Linked DNA regions of Mus musculus: region 2 is linked to region 1. The links are chromatin loops, found by intact Hi-C in ENCODE. Cell type or tissue: left cerebral cortex. All regions are shown on one strand. Each heading gives the region's core, and the rest is flanking DNA. Links, peaks and the distances in the headings are about the cores only.

Evidence for each region. Hi-C counts contacts between places; a loop is a spot of excess contacts. Peaks named below come from ENCODE experiments on the same cell type or tissue, not always from the same donor. Only the 100,000 strongest peaks of a DNase experiment are listed, where the experiment ranks them.
Region 2: a loop joins it to region 1, with 3 times the contacts of the local background. A loop is called at or near these places in 4 of 42 quality-filtered maps.

The regions. Positions count from the first base shown.
Region 1 is chr10:67,911,081-67,913,988 of GRCm38, reverse strand. It overlaps Zfp365 (zinc finger protein 365), which reads left to right and starts at 1,327. Exons shown (of 5, transcript NM_178679.2): 1 at 1,327-1,618. In left cerebral cortex, for the core only: a CTCF peak has its summit at 1,342; DNase peaks (open chromatin) are centred at 1,298 and 2,320; H3K4me3 peaks cover 1,637 bases; H3K27ac peaks cover 1,572 bases.
Region 2 is chr10:67,983,295-67,986,202 of GRCm38, reverse strand. The region is part of intron 1 of Rtkn2 (rhotekin 2); the gene reads right to left. Among named protein-coding and RNA genes, the nearest start is that of Rtkn2, 5.2 kb to the right of the region's middle. In left cerebral cortex, for the core only: CTCF peaks have their summits at 1,225 and 1,431 (motif pointing right); DNase peaks (open chromatin) are centred at 940, 1,433 and 1,726.

The DNA.
Region 1 (2,908 bases), core at 89-2,588:
GTAGCCATGGCTTTTCACTGACATCTGTCACACTGGCCTACTTAGAGGTGAGCTTTAAAAAGGTATTCTTAAGGAAGAGTTATTCTTTTTCTTTTGCACCTGAAAAGATTTCCCTCCTTTACTTTCATCTAAAATCATTCTTTATCGAATCATTCTGTCACGATGCAATTTAATATGGAAATTGTATTGATAAATGTAAAATATGGTTTAATGAAGAATGTGATAATATTTATGCCATTGTTAGAAAAAAATGGCCCTAGGAAGTCTTCGCGCTTCACCTGAAGTGGAGACATTTCGGGACCAAGCAAGGCAAACAAGTTGCCTCAGTGTTGGGAGAGGGCTGAGTTCTAGACGTTGGGTCCCTTGACTCTCCCAGGTCATACTTAGCATCCTGCCCCAAAGGTAGTCAGAATTAGCTTCCTGCTGTTCAAGATGATGGGTGCACCCTGACTCTTGGTTGTGTGCAATGCACACTCAGACCAAACTTTTTTTTTCAGCTTAATAAACAGTTGGAATAAACGTGCTCAATTTAGAGAGTGACCTAAGATAGTGACCGCAAGAAGCATAACATTTTCTGAGAGAGCAAGCCTCTGCGCAGCTGCCAACCCCCGTTTTGTAGGAGTCACTCTCTGGTACTGCTTTCCTGAATTTTACAGGCGTGCACCTGTCATCAAAGTCTTAGTATGAATATCAGTGAAAGAACGTTGACGACAGCCCAGCAGCTGATTCGAGCAGTGTAGGTCCTTTGCAAGAGCAGTATGTGCTCTGAACTGCTAAGCCATCTCTCCAGCCCCTTAAAAGCAGGTTTAACAAAATAACACACACACACACACACACACACACACACACACACACACACACACACACACACACACACACACACACACACATCCCGAAATTTCAATTAGGAAATGAGATTTCTCAGAAGCTAAATCTTTCCTCCACTGAGAGACTAGTGTTGGGGGCATCCTCTCAGTGAGGAGGCCTCAGGGTTTGGCATTTATGTTTCTTAACTTCTACACTTTTATTATCTTTAGTTTTGTTTAACTTAGTCCCAGGACACTACTACCTTCCACGGCTGGAGTAAGCTGGTCCTGTGCCCCCCCCCCCCCCCCGCCAGGTTGCCTGGATGAAGTTCTAATATAAATAAATATCAGAGCCTTCCTGCTGGCAGCTCTTTCCAGGGGCTAGCCAGCTAGGCTCCATCTTCACGCCCACTTTCGCCGCCCCTGCAACTGGGAGCACTTGCCTGGGCCTGTAGCAAGACTAGGCTGGGCAAGACTGGCACGTGTCCCCGCCTCCCTCCCCAGGGACCATCCTGCATCCCTCCCCGTGATGTCAGCGGAATCCTGAGCTGGAGTGAAGGGAAAGGCCCAGGATCTCCCGCTAGAGGGGCCCCGATGGGGTGGACCCAGGGGTGGCTGCCCGGGGCCGGAGCACCAGCCTCGCGTCCCCGGGCGCCGCCCCCGTGTCCCGCCCGCGCCACGCTCCGCCCCGGTCGCCGCTCGTCCCGCGTGGGAGCCGACCCGGCTCAGCCTGATTTACGGCTCTGCTGAAAACCGCTCGCACGGCTCCCGCAGCATCAGCACCGGCGGCTGCAGCGGCAGCAACAAGTCCGGTAAGTGGGCTCGGCTGGAGCCGTGCGCCCGCGCCCCCTGCTCCGCCGACACGCGGGGAGGTGGTCCCGGATGCGCAGCATCCTGGGGAGTCGGGACCGTTGGCTTCCCCACAGCCACTTGCACGAACTCGCGTGAGCACGAATCCACGCAGTCACCAGCGGGAGCGGGGGCTAGGAAAGCCGGGACCCCCACGCAGGTGCTGCCCAGCCTGCCCAGCTCTGCACAGGAAATCGAAACCCTTTTTGCTAACCTGTGCCCTAGGTTTCCGCTGGGCGGATGAAAGCCTTTTGCTGGGGGTGGGTGGTATATCTCGTCTCCCCCATCCAAACATCCCCCCCCCCACTGCTGCTATAGAATCCTCTCTTCTTATCCCTGCACTCCATTGCAAGCATCTTCAGCCCTAGGCTGGGCCAGGGTTTGCATCCTATTGACCAACCCAGCGCAGCACAGGAAGGTTCTCCTTTGCTGGGGTCCAGAGACTTTAGTAACCTGGAAAATGTGCCTGCCTGGCGGATCAGGCACCATTTCTATCTCAGCATCTGGAGGCAGATAAGGGTGTAACACAGACACTTCACTCTAAGATGCACCCTAAGATCCGGGCTCCTTCCCTGTGGGACCCAGTGCTCCTTGTTGCCATTCTTGGAGGAAATAAGTACCACGACCCTTGCAAAATTGGGTTGTAAGAGTCATCTGTTGCTAGGGCAAAGGGGATAAAGATGCAGAGGCAACAAGAACTTCCTGTTTATGGAGGAGTTATGCTGACGCCCACCTGGTTCCAACACTCTAGAAGTTGTCGCGCTAAAAACAGCATCAGAGGCAAGGCGCATCCACCCAGAACATTCTATTAGCTTAGGATCTTGGCCACGGCCCTGTTTATATCAAATAATACCGGACACTTCGGGTTTCCAAATTTCAAAAGATCGTTATTGTTATGTTAACGCTTTGATGTATGTCATCATACCAGTAACTAAAAATATTAACGGCATGAACAAACCAAGATGACAAGCAGACGCGTGTCACTAAACCTGATGAATCAAGTTCAATCCCCAGGACACACATGATGGAAGGAGAGAACCCATTCACACAAGTTTTCCCCAGCCTACACACACACAGACAGAGTCACTCACAGAGTAAATAAGGAATGCTATTTATTAAAAAAAAAATCTAAAAAAACATTTGGTTGAAGAATATTCAGCTCTTGATGTGTTTAAAGCCACTGTGCTTAGTTTGATCCATCCTTCACAGACTTGAAAAGAGACTGCCAATGGACTCACAATTTATGTGCGACC
Region 2 (2,908 bases), core at 201-2,700, 72 kb before region 1:
ACATGCACAGATCATGAGAGCCACAGGTGGCTCTGATATGCCTGGAAATCGCCAGAGGCCTCAGCTGCCGGGACAGAGACTCATCTCTGGCCATGTTTATTTTGGAGTCACCAAGAAATTTCTTTGTAGCTTAGTTCTGGGTCTTGGTCTTTTTCTATTTAGTGACTGCATGATGGCCTCACTCAATATACAAGTCTCATTCGTACCATTAAAAGTCTACACACCAGATGCAAAGTCCTCTGTTCACTCCCAGAAACTTTGTAAACATTAGAAGCCACAGAGGCCTCTTTATGAACGGGCACAGAACCCACGCGTGTCTATTTCTAAGCGACAATCCTGGCTTCAGAGGTTTAAAAACAAAATACAAAAAACAAAAAAAAACCTATTACTTTTTCTTTGTACCGAAATTCAATTTAAAAATGTGGATAGGATCTAATAAGTGTCAAGGATTAAAAGGACAATCATTTCAAAAGGAAGAGAAGAGGGTTAGGAGAGTTGAGAGTCTATGGCGGTTACCCCCGAAAGCAAAATGTTAGATGGTTTGACTTGACTCTCCAAGCCTAATCGGCTGAGCTATTCACATGAGAGAACAGATCTGTTTAATTACCTTCTGTTACCACAACATGGAATCGTCACAGGCTAACCTTGTCATGTAGTATGTGCTGACTCAAGCTGGGGTACTCTACCAACGCTGTCCCTTGCTGCACTCCTTTCTTTGACCATGACTGCCTTCCACCAACTCCGACGTCATCTATGGATGACTTGCAAGCCCCAATGTCGTTTCTCCTTTCACATCATCAGCAATCAGTTCTAAGAACCATCTACGTGACCCACATGTCTACAGTGATAGACGGTAGACGGCGGCAGGCTGGTTAGCGCTGGTAAGTGCACACCGGGAGCGACTGGAAGCTGGGATGAGCCGCTTTACCCCACAGAGCCAATATAAATAAATGCCATCTGGTGCCTCGGAGTTCAGCTTTGCCTTTTAAACGAAGCAACGAGACAGCTGATTGAGCTGGCGCAGAGGTTCTGAAAAGCTGGCTACATCCGAGAACCAACTGAGGCACACGGAAAGAACCTTATTAAAGTTCCTGACCCATCCAATTAGGTCTTTGGAGACGGGAAGAGCATTTTTTTAAACGGTCTTCTAATGTGGGGTGGAGACCCCTTTGGGGGTCACATATCAGGTATTTTGTTCATTTTTTTTATACCAATTCATAACGGTAGCCAAATGACAGTTCTGAAGTAGCAACAAAATTATTTTACACTGGGGGGGGGTTGTCATCTCAATGTGAGGCACTGTATTAAAGCGTCGCAGCGTTAGGAAGGTTGAGAACCACCACTCTAGCGTTCAAAATAGCAGGTGGACTGCTACTGTGGACAGTGAAATCCAAAGATTTAAGGTTGCAATAACCTGAAGTAACCAGCAGGGGGCCACGGCCACACTACACATTAGCCTGGGCTTCAGGGCCTCCATCTATCTGGGAAGTGCATTTTCTTCCCCAGCTGAAAAAGACTTCGGTGATTACAGAGGATTGGGAAATGGAAGGGATAAGAACCTCAAAGTCTTAAATCAAAACAAACAAAAGCTTACGCATGAGACTAAGTTAACGTCCCTTAAGGAAATAAGGCATATGCAGAAGCTATTTCTAGAATTCCACCCTTTACTGCGAGAGTTAGTGAACTGTGGTCTGGTCCATGTGTGATTTTGTAAATAAAGTTGTCCTGAATCACACCAGCTCGTAAAAAAAGCCGGATTGAATCACAACTAGCTCATACTGGCTCTGGCTGCTTTCCAGCCACAGTGGCAGAGTTGAGAAACTTAAAAGATAGTGGCCTCTTACCCACTTCAGCTTAGATGCGCTATAGACTAGGATCCTGACTCCTTTGTCAAAGCTAGTCGAGCAAGTGAGAGAGGGCTGAGGCTGCAGGGTGAACTGCCTACTAAGCGCTACATCTGCATTGTCTTTGAATACATTCAGTTAACAGTGTCCACTGCTGCCGAAAGCTTATGCTGACCACACAACCTGTCGGCACACATCCACCCTGCCCGGGAGAAGAAAACCTCTGACCAGCAAAACTAAGCAGCCTTAGGCAAGGAACTGTTTAAAGAGCAAGAGAATTAGTCTTTACTTAGTAGGTGTGCATGGTACTGCTGGGGAGAAGTTGCTGTCTCGGGCCATCCAGTGTGAATAAGGATCTGGAAAGGAGGGGGCGCCCGCTGGGCATGCAGTCATGTTGACTGGCCTCCAAGAGGACTGAAGAGCTAAAATCATTACTGTTACAGCCCAGACCACAGAGCACAGCCAGGCAGAGTTAAGGATGACTGTGGCCAATAAGAAAAGCTGCCCCGCATGCATCCTGCTGCACCATTGAAGAACGAGTCCCCAGAGTGAGTGGGTTAGCAATCTCCTTTCTCGGGGTTCCATCAGGTCAAACAGAAACCTGTGTCACTGTCCTGGTATGGTTAATAGTAAAAGTTAAGAGCTAAGACGGAGCCGGGCAGTGATGGTGCATGCCTTTAATCCCAGCACTTGGGAGGCAGAGGCAAGCGGATTTCTGAGTTCGAGGCTAGTCTGGTCTACAAAGTGAGTTCCAGGACAACCAGGGCTATACAGAGAAACCCTGTCTCGAAAAACCAAAAAAAAAAAAAAAAAAAAAAAAAAAAGACAGAATGGACGGAACAAAGCTAAAAACAGAATAGCTGGACCCTTTAAAAGTAGGAGATAGGGGCTGGACAGACAGCTCAGTGGGAATACTTGCTGTTCTTCCATTGAATATGAGTTCAGTTTCCAGCACCCACAGCATGCAGCTCACAAACAACTATGAGTCCTGCTCCAGGGGACCCAACGCCTTCTCCTGGTACCCCACACTCATGTACACACCCATATAAATACATAAATAAAAA